Regions from separate parts of the Mus musculus genome. Here region 1 is linked to region 2. Evidence: chromatin loops called from intact Hi-C (ENCODE). Cell type or tissue: left cerebral cortex. All regions are shown on one strand. Links, peaks and the distances in the headings refer to the core of each region. The heading gives the core; the rest is flanking DNA. Region 1 has its middle 63 kb from the start of Vmn2r90. Region 2 has its middle 4.7 kb from the start of Mir99b.

The links. Hi-C counts contacts between places; a loop is a spot of excess contacts. Peaks named below come from ENCODE experiments on the same cell type or tissue, not always from the same donor. Only the 100,000 strongest peaks of a DNase experiment are listed, where the experiment ranks them.
Region 1: a loop joins it to region 2, with 2.5 times the contacts of the local background. A loop is called at or near these places in 13 of 42 quality-filtered maps.

What each region holds. Positions count from the first base shown.
Region 1 is chr17:17,762,632-17,770,970 of GRCm38, reverse strand. No RefSeq gene overlaps it. Among named protein-coding and RNA genes, the nearest start is that of Vmn2r90, 63 kb to the right of the region's middle. In left cerebral cortex, for the core only: a CTCF peak has its summit at 4,295 (motif pointing left); a DNase peak (open chromatin) is centred at 4,275.
Region 2 is chr17:17,821,320-17,829,658 of GRCm38, reverse strand. It overlaps a transcript of Spaca6 not described here. Among named protein-coding and RNA genes, the nearest start is that of Mir99b, 4.7 kb to the left of the region's middle. In left cerebral cortex, for the core only: no CTCF peak of the experiment used is centred there; DNase peaks (open chromatin) are centred at 1,940, 2,324, 2,730, 3,516 and 5 more places; H3K4me3 peaks cover 3,584 bases; H3K27ac peaks cover 3,589 bases.

The DNA.
Region 1 (8,339 bases), core at 27-8,026, 58 kb after region 2:
TGATTTCCTCTAATTTCTTAGCCCCTTCTGCTTTCCTATCCCATTCTATCGCATTTCACTCTTTGAAGACTCTTCTACCTATGTAACAGATCACTTTAATGTTATAAACTGTAGAGAGATATTCCTTCATCTTCACATATAGATAAACATGAAAGTTAAGGATCCATATAGGATAGTGAAAATAGTTATTCATTTTTATAAATATAGCTTACTTATTTTATAAAAAACATTTACAATGAAGTTAATTTCCTTACAAATTTTATATCTTAATATTTTAAGCGGAATAAATACATTTTCCATATAGTATTTAAAATAATTTATTTGTCAAGAAAATACAAGTATCATTAATATTTTATTTCTTCATAAAGGCATACAGCACTATTTGTCATAGTAATTAATATACTGAAGAGAGGAATACATGTATATGAGTAAAATATGCTGTGTATAATTCTCACTGGTTTAGTAAGAACAGAACATTCTTTTTCCATTAATTAATTTATTTATTCACTTTACATCTTGATCACAGCCCACCTCTCTTCTCTCCTGCAAGTCCCATCCTTACAAATTCCTTTCCTCTTACCACTTCCCATTCTCCTCAGAGACAGGGAAGGCCCCCTTGGCTACCACTGTGGAATATATTATTCTTTAAAACAATCAGCTTTCATAAGAGTCTACAATAAAGAAAATAAATATAGAACTTGAAAATAATCCCAAGAAAACAAGAGATTCTGATTAATAACTAATTACCCAGCTCCACTATGTTCATAGCAGCCCTATTTATAATAGCCAGAAGCTGGAAAGAACCCAGATGCCCCTCAACAGAGGAATGGATACAGAAAATGTGGTACATCTACACAATGGAGTACTACTCAGCTATTAAAAAGAATGAATTTATGAAATTCCTAGGCAAATGGATGGACCTGGAGGGCATCATCCTGAGTGAGGTAACACATTCACAAAGGAACTCACACAATATGTACTCACTGATAAGTGGATATTAGCCCAAAACCTAGTATACCCAAGATATAAGATACAATTTCCTAAACACATGAAACTCAAGAAAAATGAAGACTGAAGTGTGGACACTATGCCCCTCCTTAGAAGTGGGAACAAAACACCCTTGGAAGGAGTTACAGAGACAAAGTTTGGAGCTGAGATGAAAGGATGGACCATGTAGAGACTGTCATATCCAGGGATCCACCCCATAATCAGCATCCAAACGCTGACACCATTGCATACACTAGCAAGATTTTATCGAAAGGACCCAGATGTAGCTGTCTCTTGTGAGACTATGCCGGGGCCTAGCAAACACAGAAGTGGATGCTCACAGTCAGCTAATGGATGGATCACAGGGCTCCCAATGGAGGAGCTAGAGAAAGTACCCAAGGAGCTAAAGGGATCTGCAACCCTATAGGTGGAACAACATTATGAACTAACCAGTACCCCGGAGCTCTTGACTCTAGCTGCATATGTATCAAAAGATGGCCTAGTCGGCCATCACTGGAAAGAGAGGCCCATTGGACACGCAAATTTTATATGCCCCAGTACAGGGGAATGCCAGGGCCAAAAAGGGGGAGTGGGTGGGTAGGGGAGTGGGGGTGGGTGGGTATGGGGGACTTTTGGTATAGCATTGGAAATGTAAATGAGCTAAATACCTAATAAAAAATAAAAAAAAAGAACAACTATTTAGAAGTACAAAAAAGAAAAAAAAACTAATTACCCGATTTCAAAATATAAATTACAATATAATGTCTGAAAATATAAGAAAGTTGTCCTTACACATTTCAGAAATAACAGTATAAATCAAATATAGTTTTCACATAGAATTCTGTGGAAGCAGCTTATTTATCATAAAAGTTTTTATCCTGAAAATAAATAATTCAGTTGCTCATCATCCTGGAAAGAAAAAATTGTGCCCAGGGAAGTAGGAAGGAAATAACAAATGGTTTGTAAAGTTCAATACAGTCACATGGGAGCAATCCATGTAGGTGTAGTGCAAGAACTAAGGCTGGCAGCCTATGTAACACTTTATGATTCTCTTTGCTTATAGTGAGCAAATAATACATACATGTAAGTTCAAATATTTTATTACAGTAACTTATTTAACATAAAATAACAGCTACTTAATAAGACAGATCAGATATCTGGATTTCATCCATATTAGATATATGGCAGTGGCATCCAAACAGTGGTGTCCTCCAAAAAGATAGCTATGCCCATGGGTCCATAAACAATGCAGATATAAACCACTCCGGGGACAGTTTCAGGAAACTATGTCTACTTTGTTTTATGTGAGCAAAGCAAACACTTATATATTGAAAGTCTATTGACTGTGATTGCTTAGCAAATTACATCAGATTGGATAGTCAGCTCTCATAGCACATGGTCTCTATGCTGTATATCAAAGAAGACGTGGAGAGTGCAGACTCATCTGCCGTCTAGCTAGTGGCTATGTAAGCTACATGAGAATTCAGTGTTCTGACTTCTGCTGCATGTTGTGGTACTTCATATTTAGAGGTGCAGTGTACTAGGTAAGCTGGTCACCAGATCACGTCTGAATTTATATTACATGGTAGAATCTACTCTGAATTTACTGTTTCACCTCTGCAGCTGCAGGATGCACTGAAAACTCACTGAATTTTCGCAAGCAGGCACCCTGGGTCTGAACAAAGCATCACTTCTCTTGCAGTCACTATCAGGTTTAATGCCAGAGACCTAACCTGACTGAGGAGGACTTATATCAAACATACATGTCTCTGTGGGACCACAGAATCCTGAACTAATACACTTTATAGAGTTGAGGCAGATAGCAGAGGGATAACATGAAAAAAAAATCTATTTACTGAATACAGCGCCTGGGAAAAACTACAATGCGACACTACAAAGATAAATGTGACAGAAATGCTACATTCACATGGAAGATCAATGTTTTCCAGGTGGATGCAGTAATCAATATAAGAATCTGAGAACTGCAGATACTACAATTTATGGTGGCCTCACATACTTCACTGCTATAAAGAAAAGCCAACCCAGTGCTGTCAAAAAGCTGTCAAAGAGAGCACAGGACTCAGGTTTGAAGCCATGGAGCAAGAATCTCAAGATTTTAGCCAGATTTAAAAAGCTTCATTGTTCAGAGAAAGGCTTCTTTACTATGATACTTAGAACAATGGATAGCTACCAGAAAGAGTTACACTAGAACCTTAATTCTTACTGTGCACCAATAAATCACAAATGTGTAAGAGACATAACTGAGATGCTAGAACTCTTATACAAAGTAGTGCTTGGAAACTCAAAGTAAAAAAGTGTTCGTATAGTACAGTCTTAGACAACGATATTGTCAGGAGAATTTCAGTCACTCATGAATAATAGCACGGGAAAGATGAAGTTAAAACCATCCTGCATATCTAAAACATTCAAGTCACCTTCAGCTCCCACTATGAAAACAGATATAGAATATCACCAAAACAAGAAGGCTATGCATGATTTCTATCATATGAATGCTTCATAGTTGAGAAACAGGGCAAGCCACACTGCATATCCATACTATACAACCAGAAGCACAGGAGCAGTTTTAGGAAATGTTGCAAGGTTGTCGTGGCTAACATGCACTGAAGTTTGTAGTTCATACAAAGACTTGATCTAGTATCTAAGGGATCAGGTGTTTTCTCACTCTCTTGCCTTTTCTTCGTTACAAATATTCAAGGAAAGGAATTGCATGCTGCTCCCTTCGTGTGTGTCTTTAGATTCCTCATTTCCAAGAGGCAGAGAAACTGCTGTTGATCTACACAGACTATGTGGCTTTCATCTACAAAGAGGCCCCTGGACTCTTTTTTGGGGGGTGGGGTGGGTAGGAATTAACACTCTTCATATTTTACATGAAATAAAAAGTCTGTTTAAAGATCCAGTCCAATTTGCCATCAATTGAAATAGAGTCTGTGTGTATCACATGCCCTAACCATGAAAATACATTTCATACATTTTGGAAATTAACTCTTTTATTATTTCTCCCAAGTATAATGAGGATGTAAATAAGCCAGTATTGATTGGAGGCTGTCTGTACTCACAAGAACCTTTTTTTTTTCTTTTTTTGGTCGTGATGGTGGTGGTGGTCTGTGTGTACATGTGTCTGTGTTTTTAAAAATTCCATATTTATGGAGCTGCAAAACTGTCAGAGCATTTAAGAACACTTCCTGCTTCACAGATGACCCAAGTCTGATTCCTAGCATTCATATTAGGTGGCTTACATTAGCTTCTATCTCCAGAATTTGGGATCTAGCGCCATCTTGTGGATTTCTGAGATATTGACAGCTAATAGGCACTAACCATAAAATAAATGATGAAGTAACAGTCATACTGTTATGTGTAGCGCACCAGAGATGACCACTCTGACACAGTTTTTAGTCAATTGAAAGTCTTTATTATAGTAGTCTAGGACTACACCCAGTTAGTCATGGTTTGAGGTGTAGTCTGTGTGTTCAGAACACAGTGTGTTTGAAAGCAGAAATCATGTCCTGGCATCTTGATCAGCAGCTTCAGAGAGGGGAGGAACTTCATATGAGCAATCAATTTGAAAGATGATAAGATAACTGATTACCTGAAGAGTGGTTTTGCACGAGCAGATAATTTAAAAATAGCTGTGTTAACTAAGACAGACTGACTTAGGGTGCCAAGAATAGAGTTTGGTAAATATCCATGGGATTCTCCATTAAGGAGATCAAATTCTAGCTAAATATAAACTGGTTTCAGGAAGATGGACTGTTGCTTACCTTGTCATAATACTTTTATGAGAAGACTGGCCTCTTTCTTCACATGCACATACCACCATTGAATTGTGAACCAAGTCAGATTTATAGCAAGGGAAGTAAGTGGCCATTAACTGATACACAGGGCAAAATAAGTATTTCTTCTTTTTAGTTGATTCCCTCCATGTCTTGGGAATTTAGGTGATTTGCTTATATATTTCTTTTAGCATGATATAAGAATATGCACGTACATATAAACAGCACCCCACACACTTATTTGTCTGAAGCTCTTTGTTTAAATAATCTTTCAGTGATATGTAGCTTACTCTTTGAGGGTTTTTTTTTTTTTTGTGGTTTACACTAATGGAAAGTGTGCTTTATAGTACAAGTTTTTTTCATATATACTGACAACTATCAGACCTTTTCCTAAAAATTAGCAAAATAAATCAAAACTTCCCTCTAAAACAAAATATATTCTTGTATAATTTATACACTTCAAAGAGTAAATGCAGCCTGGATTATGAACATATCTCAAAGTTTAAGTTATTTGAGTGTTTTTTTCATTTAAATAATAAATACAAATTTTATTCTAGTTTCAGGTACCACCTGGGCCCACAGGGACTCTTGACTCATTACTAAAATCACTTCAGTGTGTTCTATGATATTAGATAAGGAGTAAGTTTAAAAGAGAGTGCAGCATTTGAAATAAAGCCATTTCTTAGGTTACCTGAAGTGCCATTTTGCCAACTTTGAAGATTCACTCATTCTAAGTTGTTAGACTATTTGGTTTAAATTTACTTACCAATATTCTAAGGCTATGTTACATCTTACTGATGATTGTTCATGTTGACTTTGTTCTATAAAACTGTATTATGGAGAATCTTCTGTGAGATTTATTAGCATATAAAACATTGACAAGTTTTGACATTAATAAGAACATAAGAACATTATTTAATTCAAATATTTAAAGAATACTCTTGTTTAACTTGAGAATATTTCCCTACATATTTACTGATTGCCTCTGTTAGGTTTTCTAATGAAATCTACCTTTATTTTAATGATGTGTTTTACTAACGCTATCATTCATGGAAATACGTAACCTCCATGATGCAATTACCATATAAAATGGAGCCTTGCCACTGCAAGGCATCAGGAAATGAACAAAGGCTTGAAAAAGATATTTAGTGTGGATTGAGACAAAGAAGGGATTGATTTGAAGCTTAAAACAATCTTTATTGTTCACTCTTCAAAAAGATAAAACACTGGCAAGACAATAATGGTTACATAAATCATAATCATTTCATGTAAAAGGCAATATTATATTTCACAGAAATACAAATGACAATAGTGTAGCAGTTTTGACTGTGGCTGTTGATGAATGATCATTTCTTGACAGAAATGCTTATGTCTCTAATTAAGATTCCTATAGTGATTTGTATCTTGAATAATGTTTCTTTATAGTTAGTGGATGGTTTGAGAGTTCTATAAGTACATGACTACATGTATAGCTTATTTTTGAACAAACTCTTTCATGAATATAGGTCTATTTATGCTTAAACATAGTTACAAACTTGTAGGCTTAGATTTTTGCAAAATTTACTTTAACAAGGGTTTTCAACCTTTCTTTCCTCTAGCCTATCATCCAAAAGTCGGAGAGAAAAGATGATAAATAGGACAAGGGAATGTGAACCTGCTTAGAAGTAATTCTTTGGGGGGAGATTCCAATCTCTGTTCTCAGGATGCCAGCAGTCCAGTTCAGTAGTGTCAGGATACCACACATGAATCAGCAGTGGTGGCATGATCCAGTAGCAACAGCCAGGTCTCTGCTGAATCAGGATGAGTCACTGGGAGTGACCAGAACCAGCCAGGACACCAGCATAAGTCTTTGCCATGCATCTCTCTGCCAGAGACAAGCTTCAAAGCTCTGGTTCTCTCTTGACAGTAGGTTAGGGGAAGGAATGTTGGTGGGGGCAAGACTCAGCCTTTTGAAAAATTAGGGTTCTTTTTTATTATAATAACATTTACTTATCTTGATTCTATGTTACTTTGCAGTGGTAGTTGGCCTGCCTCTTTGAGCTCCACTGAGGCAGAAACTGCAGAGTCTCTAGCATTTAGCACCTCATCATAAAACGTTAAGTAAAGGATTAATTGCTAGACCTTTTTTCTCTCTTGCCCAGTAGCCTTACCTCTCCCTTGTCAGATGGGAGGAAGATTTGGAGCAATAAACGTTTATTGAACCTGGAGAAGAAAAAAAAACTTTTACACAGGCAAATATGAATAAATTCACATATATTTATATACAATTCATGCCCACATATTCATACATCTTCATGCATTTCATTTGGGCTTAGCTACATATTTATCTCATAATTTCATACTTACATGCACATATCCATTGTTACATATGCCTATGATAGAGCAAAAGACCAAGTGCCAGTGCAGAAAGAACACATTCATTCTGGATGAAAAATCTTTATTGCACAGAGAAAGAAAACACTTCTACCCTTTTATAGCTAAATGAATTAATGTCAAGTCTGTAAGAAAAAAACTTTGTCCTCTTTAGTAAGACTAAGAAGCCTACCTTGCTGTTAAGAAAAGACCTGTTCCATCCATGGCAAGGAGAAGCCTGCCTGCTTTTCCTGCTTTCTCTATAGCTTCTTTGTCCCTCATTCTCTCTGCATTTTGCCTAGTGCTCTCTTAATTTCTAAATTCTCTTTTCATTTCTATGTTATTTTATTCTATTGTTCTTGTCCTTCCTCTTCCTAATGTTGCACTCTCTTCCTGTTCTGACATAATAATGCCATGCAATATAAGCTTTTTTAGTTTTTTGTACCTTTTCTAGGAATTTTCTAAGCATAATTTTTCAAACAAAAATTTACACTCAATTCAAACCTTAAATGGAATAAGTAACTTACAATGGAGACATTTACATATTTTCCCACTAAGACTAGTTATCTAGCTAACATCCATTATCTGTCAATAGCTCTACAGATTCATTGAGAGTTAAAAACCATAATTCTTGTGACTAAGTTATCACAGATGTTTTGAGTAGATAAACTCAGTCAAAATGTTATCTTTTGTCCTAGTATCTACAATAAATCATTCAGTTCCTTTTTATGACCTCTGGTTAATTGTTTTACAACCTCTTGGAATGTGTTCTAAGTTGTAAATGTCTGGTTTTGTTTTGTTTTGCTTTGTTTTGTTTTGTTTTTATCTCAGAAGCAATTAACTTGTGACACTTAAATACTGGCAGAGATCTAATTGCAGTTTAGGGGTTTTAATAGCAGTCTTATTATAAAGGGCTTAATAATTACTAGTATAATTTTAGGGATTCTTATAGAATCATCATTAACAATTAAGAAATCACCTTCTGGTCTGAGCCTGTGCCCTGAACAGACCTTGGGCACTGGTTCCACACCCAGTCCTACAACACCCATAGAAAGATCAGCTCCCAGGTGCTCTAACATGCCCAGAATCACAGGTGAGGAGGCCACAACATCTAACACAATATCTGGAGTAACTGGGACCCCTGGGATCCAGGGACGCAGTAACCCCTGCCCTATAAGTGGCATGGGTTTCCTTCTCTTGGAACCTGCA
Region 2 (8,339 bases), core at 301-8,300:
GGTGATAGCTATGGTCAAGGAATAATGACACCAACCAGGACCCTGTCTCCTCAACACCTCCCAACTCAGAAATGAGGTCGCTCCCAGCACACAGGAGCCCCCAGAGGGGAAGCCACTAGACCAAAGTCAGTTGTCGGCAGGTGGGAGGAGCCCTAGGACCTGCACCCACCCTGAGGCTCTGAGCACAGAACTGGTCTTCTGGGGCTCCCAGGTTCCATGTCCGTCTTCTTGTTTCTTTCTCTCCACCCATTTTTTCTTACCTTGCTCTTTTCTTATTCTCCCTTTCTTTCTCTGTTTGTATCATCCCTGATGAGGTTTTCCTCTTCGCCCATATCTGAATGCCTGCTCCTCCCGCTGTCTCTGTTCTAGCTGACCCTCTTTACATTCACCTCTCTTCCTCACCTCCTATCTTCTATATCTACTTCTCAAGTCTCTTCCTCTTTTTCACAATCTTCTTTCATTTCCTTCCCTGGCTTTGTCTCTCTTTTTCTCTGGATTCCTATCTCCCTCTCTTTTTCTCCTCCCTGCTTTTTTATTTAGTCTAGCTTCTACCCTCCTCCCATCTTCCAGTCTCCTCCCGGGGTCTCTCCCTTTCTCTCTCTCTTTTCTCCTTCCCTCTTCTCCATCCCCTCCCCCCATTCTTCTCCCTTTCTCCTTCCCTCTCTCTCTTCTCTCTCTCCCTCCCCCTTGCTGCTCGGAGCCAGGTCTGGAAATGGGGGTGGAGTGGGGATGGAGTGGGGGTGGGTTGAGAAGGGGCCCTGGGCCGGGGTAGCGACCTGCTGAGGAGGGGGAGGAGAGGCGGGAAGAGGGCGGAGAAGCAAAAGAGGAGGCGGGGGACCTGAGACCAGTCTTCGGCCTGAGCTCAAGTCCTCCTTTCCCTCCTTCCCAACCTCCCAGACCCTCAGGCGGGGGCGAGAGTCAGGCCAAGGTGGGGAGGAAGGGGAAGGGAGGAGCCCCCCCACCCCCCCCCAACCAACCTGGCTCAGAGCCCAGGCCTGGGTTCCCAGCATGCCCCGGGGCTGCCTGGGGCCTGAGGGGGGGGGGGCGGTGAGGGAAAGCAGGGAAGGGAGAATCTTTAAGATTCTCCAGCCCTGAACATCTCTCCACACACCCTGCAAGTTTCTCTTCAGAGGGCCAACTGAGGCTCACAGAGAAGGTTCCGAACTGGTTCAAGGTCACTGCCCCAGGCTTGGGTGCATCTCCCTTGGGTTCACAGGCTTGCTTTGAGGAAGGGGTAGGCGCTCGACTTCTCCCTGGGCATGGGTCCCCTCCCCCTCTTTGCAGACCCTAGGGAGCCCCCAAGGGTCAGAGAGCAGACCCAAACAGTCTGGCACCATAGCAACCAACTGGTCCCGCCCCCTTAACCCCTGGAGGGCTGGACTCCAGCTGGGGCTAAAAGGGGTGGGGGAAACCTGGTTCTCAGGAAGGAGCCCCCCACCTATGCCCCAGTCCAGGCAGAGAAGAAGAAAAATGTCTGGGGCCCTGACTCTTGGGTTCTGAAGGAGGAGGGGATTGGGGTTGGCCTATGCTTATGTGCAGGAGGTGATGGCTGGAGAGTGGACTCCTTAGTCAGAGGCAAGAAGGAAATGGGTGACCCAGACACCTGGGTCCTGGGCAGACCGCAACCAGGGCTTTGGCTTGTGGAATCTGGGCAACGGCTTGGAAGATAGACCCTGAGGGAAGAGGAAGCTGAGACCCGGAATCCCCGGTCCTCAGAGCAACCTGGACGCTGGGCCTCTCTACTACCAGACAGCCCCTGCCCCAGGCGCTGACCCGGGTCTGTCTGGCAGCCCAGACAACCTCCCCCTCCTGGCACCCTCCCACTCACACGGCTCACCCTTGACCCCGCAAAGCCCCGCAGCCCCATCTCTGCCCCTCCCCCTCCCTTCCAGCCAGACGTTAACCCTTAGGGCGCTGGAGGCACCTCCAAAGCCAGACAGTTTTCTTCCACCTCCCCTGCGGTCTCTAGCATCTGGTCCCTTACACTTTGGGATCCTGCAGCCTCCCTCTAGAATCTAAGAGATCCTTCTAGCTTCTGAAACCCGGGGACCCTAGAATCTAGTCTCTAGCTCCTTCCAACAAAGATTCAGAAGTCTGGGTTCCCAGCTCTCCACCCTCCCTCCCAACCACCACCACCACCACCCCCCTCACACACACACACACACACACACACACACACACACACACACACACACACGCCACCACAACCACCACCACCACTTCGCTATCCAAGCCAGAAGCCAGAATTCCAGGCCCAGGCTAGCTGCCTCCTCCCTTGGGGACCCTGGAGTCCGGCCCAGGTCCCATCCCCCTCCGGTTCCGCAGACTCACCGCTCCGCAGCTCCAGCGTCGCTGAGACCCAGTGTCCTCCTCCAGCCCCAGCCCCAGCTTCTCCATCCTCTCCCTCCTCAGCCGCCCGCGGCCCCTCTTCTTCCTCCCGCCAGCCCCGCCATCCTCCGCCCCCGGTCGCCCGCTGCCTCCGGCCGGTGCCTCCTCCCGGCACTGAGCGCCCGGGCTCCCCCGCCCTAGACCCCGCGGGCAGCGTGGCCTCGGACCGGCCCCCTCCCCAGGGGGCCCCTGCCCGGCCCCTCCCCACCGCCCAGCCCAGTCCGGCCTGGCTTCCTCCCACCCCCCTGCCCCGAAGCTGGCCCGAGTCCAGGGGAAAAAATTCCATCCAGCCCTAGGGAGGAGGAGCAGGGTGGAGGAGGGAGCGGGAGGGGAGGCCGGGCTAGGGGAACATGACGCAGGGAGAAGGGAAGGGACAAAAGAGAGGCCGGGAGGCAGTGGAGGCAGACTCCCTCCTTCCCTCCTCCTCCTCCGATAGTGTCCGTTCAGTCTCAGTAGCTTTCTACCCTTCGATTCCCTTCATCTCTCCCCCCTTCCAGACTCTAAGCCTCCTCCCTCTTGTCTGCCACCCCTATGTCATTCTTTTTTCTGGTTTTCCTTCTATCTGCCCTTTCAGCCTTTCACTGTCTGCATCTTCAACCATTTTGCTAGCGAAGGTTCTTGCATTTTCTTTCCGTTTTTCTCCCTTTCTGGATGGGTGTGTTCTCCCTCTCTTCTCCCACTCTGCACCTTCTCCAACCAGGGGCTGCATTTCCACCCACCCCTTTCGCCGCGTCGCCGCCCCCCCCCCCTCCTGCGCAGTGTTCCTCCCCTCCTCTGCACTGGAACTCAAAGGTGAATCAGACCCCCATATCTGCCCTTGCACACGGAGCTCACGGTCTGATGGAGGAATCAGACCCAGCCGCAGACTGTCCGGGGTGGTGGAGGGTGCCTGAGGTGCGGGGGTGGGGGTGTCGAGACCAAAGACCAAGAAGAGAGGGGATGGGTGGAACGGCAGATAGAAACCCACCCTACAGCAGTCTGCAGACGATCCGCCAAGAAGGCGTGGTTGCTGGTGCGACCTTAAAAAAAAAAAAAAAGTTAGATCCAGTTGTTGAAGGTAGCAAGCAGTAAGGGAGGTCCTATCCAAGGGCACAGTTTAGGCAAAAGCCCAAAGGCAGGATCTAAGGTGATAGCAGAGGATAACAAAGAGGTCCACTGTGATTAGGGACCAAGAGACCGGAAGCTCAACCCAGACTAGGGTGAGTGGGCGGGCAGTCCCGAACGTGTTCAAGGCCAAGCTCAGAATGAAGTTGCTTGAAGCTAACTATGTGCCTAAGAGCCTTTTGAGAAAAGAGGAGGAGTTGGGCGCAGATCTGACTGTCAGATCTCTCAGGGGATTTGGGTGATCTGGAAAGAAAGATTGTGGATTCTGAGGAGTCCTCCTCTCTCCTTGGCAGTGGCTAAGACCAAGGAGGAAGGAATAGAGAGGAGAATGTAAGGGTTTGTGGGTACTTAGGGAGAAAAGGAAAAGAGACAAGCAGAAAGCGGGATTCTGAAACGGTGGAAAGAGAGAAGAGACCAGAGAATATAAAGGTGAATACTGTGGGCAACCTATCACAACCTAAGGACATTAGTGGGTAGATAGGAAATTGTGTATGGCTTTGAGCATATGCTGCACTACCATTTTTCTCCCCGGGTAGGGTCACTTTTATTTTCACCTTTTTAAATGAAGTACTCCAAAGTTGCCTTATATTCATTCATTTAAGTGACTACTTACCATTTTATTTATCCATAACTTATGAAGTGAAATAAGAGACAGGGTCTTTTAAAAACATGTATGTCTATTCAAATATTCATATATATATTCAGAGGCAATTTAGTACAGTTGGTAAAAACATGCTAGGCAAGATTTCTGCTCTCCTATCCCCTCATAATAGTTGTTGGGCTTGTTTTTATTATTGTTGTTGTTTGGTTGGTTGGTTGGTTGTTGTTTTGTTTTAGATAGGATCTCACTATGGCCTGAAACTCACTTTGACAAAGATGCATATGAGTAAAGGTGCCCACAGAGACAAGGAGAGGGAAGACATCAACTATCTGGAACCTGGAGTTAGGCAGCTGCAAATCACTCAGCATGGGTACTGAGAACTCAGCATCAGTCATCTTCAAGAGCAATGCATGTTCTTAAGCACTGAGCAGTACTTGATTTATTTATTTCTATTTTATTTATTTAAAGTCTCACTAGGTAGTCTAGACTGGCCTTTACCACAACTCTCCTACTTAAGATTCTTAGGGTTTTCTTTCTTACTATTCCTAAACTGTAAATTAAACTTTATCATGAACATACGTGATAAAAGACTAGGTATATTCTATATGAGGTTCAGTACTAACGGTTTCAGATAAAGATGTTGGAGCATATCTCATTTCCCCACCAAGAAGAGGGAATACTGCAGATGGGATTGGCAATCACTGTACATACTCTGTTGAAAGAAAACAAGAACATTTCCCAGGTTTCGTAGTCTCTATAAAGGCTCACAACCTATGGGTTGTAACCCCTATGGAGATTGAATGATCCTTTCACAGAGGTCATCTATGACCATCCTGCACATCACATATTTACCTCACAGTTCATAATGGTAGCAAAATTTCAATTAGTAAGTAGCAATAAAAATTGTTTTTATGGTTGGGAGTCACCACAACATTAACTGAATGAAAAGATTAGGAAGATTGCATTAGGAAGATTGAGAATCAGTGCTATAGAGACTATTATTTAACACAAATCTTATTGTCTGAAATAGATATTAGTCTCCATGTAAAAATTAGGGAACCAGGTTCTGCCATGAACCTGGAGTCAAAGTCAGGGCCTCGTGTATGACAAACCCTGAGGACTCTACCAGTGAGCTAAAACCTCAGCTCACTAGGGCTTGGTGTTCTCAATAGGTAGAAGCCCAAAGGACTTATGCTGTATCTATGAAAATATGCTGGCACTTGTTACATTTTTACTTCTGTGCGTAGATTCACAGGTGCTTTAAAAGTACCGTTTCTCAGTTTCTACACATAGACTAGGTGTCCTGAATTGTTGTATCCCATCCATAGTCCTGCTGGTCCCTTGTCCTGGCTTAGATGCAACTGGATTCCATTGTGTCTGATAGAGCACTCTTTGAGGGAATAGCCTGCCTCTGAGTCACCCCTTAGTCCTGAGTATCACTCAACATGGGTGTGGTTCCGAGCAGGGATCAGGAAGATATTTGTTAAATGAGTGAATGGAGCGATAGGTGGATGTCAAGTAGGTTATTTAGAGATTAGTCTGTCACTTGTTTAAGCCAGTGGGATAAGGGAACACAATTCTTGAGACATGAAGTCTTTATTCTCATCAGGAAGTCATGGGGACAACTACTGCTCTTCTCTGCTTCAGAGAGTTCTAACTCACACAGAACCTAAAAGTCATATGTGAAATTCCTACATAGCCTTGAAACTCAGGACCCAGCATTTGTATCACGTGTCTCCAACCCCTGTGGTTCAGAATCTGCCACTTCCATCAGCCCCTGGGCGTCAAGTGCCATTTGGTAAGATGGCTTTGCAAGTATAACCATGGATATAGTCCCACATATACACATAATTAAAAGATTTTTTAGTGTACTTTAAATTTTAAATGAATTCATCAGTTAAGGGCTAGTAAGAAGATTTAACAGATAAAAAGCATTTTCCATGCAAGTGCAAAATGCTGAGTCTTCAGAACACATATTAAAAAGCCAAATGTGATATCTCACAACTAAAATTCAGAAATCTTACAGCCAGATAGGAAACAACAGAGAATCACCCAACACCTGTGAACACTCAAGTGCCCCCCCCATAATAATAGTAAATGAATATAATCTAAAATAAAGTTGTTGTTGGGTTTTTGTTTTTTGTTTGTCTCAGCACATGCTGCAATTTTATATTTTCTGTTTACCTTGGCCTCAGCCAAGTCTCTTGAAAAAAAATTGATACACTACTTATCCACTTGAAGGTTTTTTCTGGACTCCAACATCTGTGGATGTAGTGAACACTAGATCAGTGTCATAACCTTAGTCATATGAGCCAGTTCTGTTGCTCTCATCTTGTTGCAGACATCTATGCACTACTTCCTTACTAGCATATGTCAGTTGGATGAAAGGCCAGGTTTCTTTTTGTTGTTCTTATCTAAATTTGTCTTATATTTTGCTTGGACCCACTGCAGTGTCTCCCTTTTAGCTGCTTTGTCACCAGCTTCCTCCGCGTGTTTCCCTTCCTTCTTGACTTCTATCTACATGTTCATGCATGTCTTACGAATGTTGTTGCCTGTGCGTATGCTCATGTTCACGCATGTCTTATGAATGTTGTTGCCTGTGCGTATGCTCATGTTCATGCATGTCTTATGAATGTTGTTGCCTGTGCGTATGCTCATGTTCATGCATGTCTTATGAATGTTGTTGCCTGTGCGTATGCTCATGTTCATGCATGTCTTATGAATGTTGTTGCCTGTGCGTATGCTCATGCAGAATCTGGAGGCTGATGGCAAGCACTACCCTCTATTGTTCTTCTACCGTATTCATTGAGGCAGGCTCTCTATGTCAAATTCAGAGCTCACAAATACAGCTCATCTCAGCAGCTTGCCCTGGGGATCCCCTAATTCTGACTTCTAAACACAGAGCATTCTCCTTCGGGTCTCTTTTATTTAAAGCAAGGGACATCTTTTAAGATTTTTATTTTATATGTATGAATGCGTTTTCTGTATGTATATCAATGTACAACATGCATGTTCGGTGCCCGGTGATCAAATCCCTGGAAATGGAGTTAGAGACAGAGACTATTGTAGGCCACCAGGTGGGTGCTATGAATTAAATCCAGGCCTTCTGCCCCACTTTGCTACAGCATGTGTATGAAAAGTCAGAAGACAACTTGGAGTCAGTTTTTATCCTCTACCATGTGAGTCCTAAGGATCAAAGTCAAGTGGTCAGGCTTCATGAAAAGTTCATTTACTCTCTGAGACATTTTTTTTTCTCCAGAAGTTAGTGTATTTATTTATTTTAAGATAGGGACTTCCATAGCCCAAGGTGACTTTGAACTTTCTACGTAGCTGGTGAAAACCTTGAACTTCTAATCCTTCTGCCTCTCCATCACAGATGCTGGTATTACAGATAAGGACTCTCACACTGTTTTATGCAGTGCTAAGAGTCAAATTCTGGGCTCTGTGCATGATAAACAAACACTCTACCAACTGAGCTACATTACTAGCCACACATTTTTTCCTAAATGTATATTTAGGGAAAATGTATATTTTCTAAATTGGTATATTTCCTAAATATGGTATAAAACTATGTGTTTTATACCAATTTTCCAATTTAAGCATTTGAAAGTTTTAAGTTGGAAAGAAAAATCTTGTCTTTTTATTTAATGTCAATACTTTCTCATTCAGATAAAGTGTGTTTATTATTTATTTGCTGGAGCGAGAGGCTGGAATACTCCATAAGGCTTGGGAAAGCATGAAGGGTGCTGCAGGTGGCTCTTCAGGAGCACAGCTCCAAAGCAGAGATCATAGTTCACAGGATTAAATAGGCAGCTCTCAGACTCACAGGTTGGGGGCAGAGCAAAGAAAGGAGGATCCTGGCAGTAGGAAAACCCAAGTTTCCCAGCAGTCACAACAAAGGCATTAGCCAATCCCCTTTAGAGATTACATTGGATCTTGACAAGAAGATTGGATCTGAATATTGCACACTGACCCGTTAAGAAAATAACTTTAGCCCAGGGAGATGTTTTAGGCAGTGAATGCTGATGCTTGCTGGCAAGCCTGACGACCTGAGTTGGATCCCTGGGATCCACTTTGTAGAATAAGAGGACAGAAAACAGAGAGTTTTCCTCTTACCTCCACAGGACTACTAGGATATGAACACATATATACACACAAAATAAACACATGAGATCACATACACACAGAATAACAACCTATGACATATCAAAGTATTGCAGTATTTTATATGTATGAATGTACATAT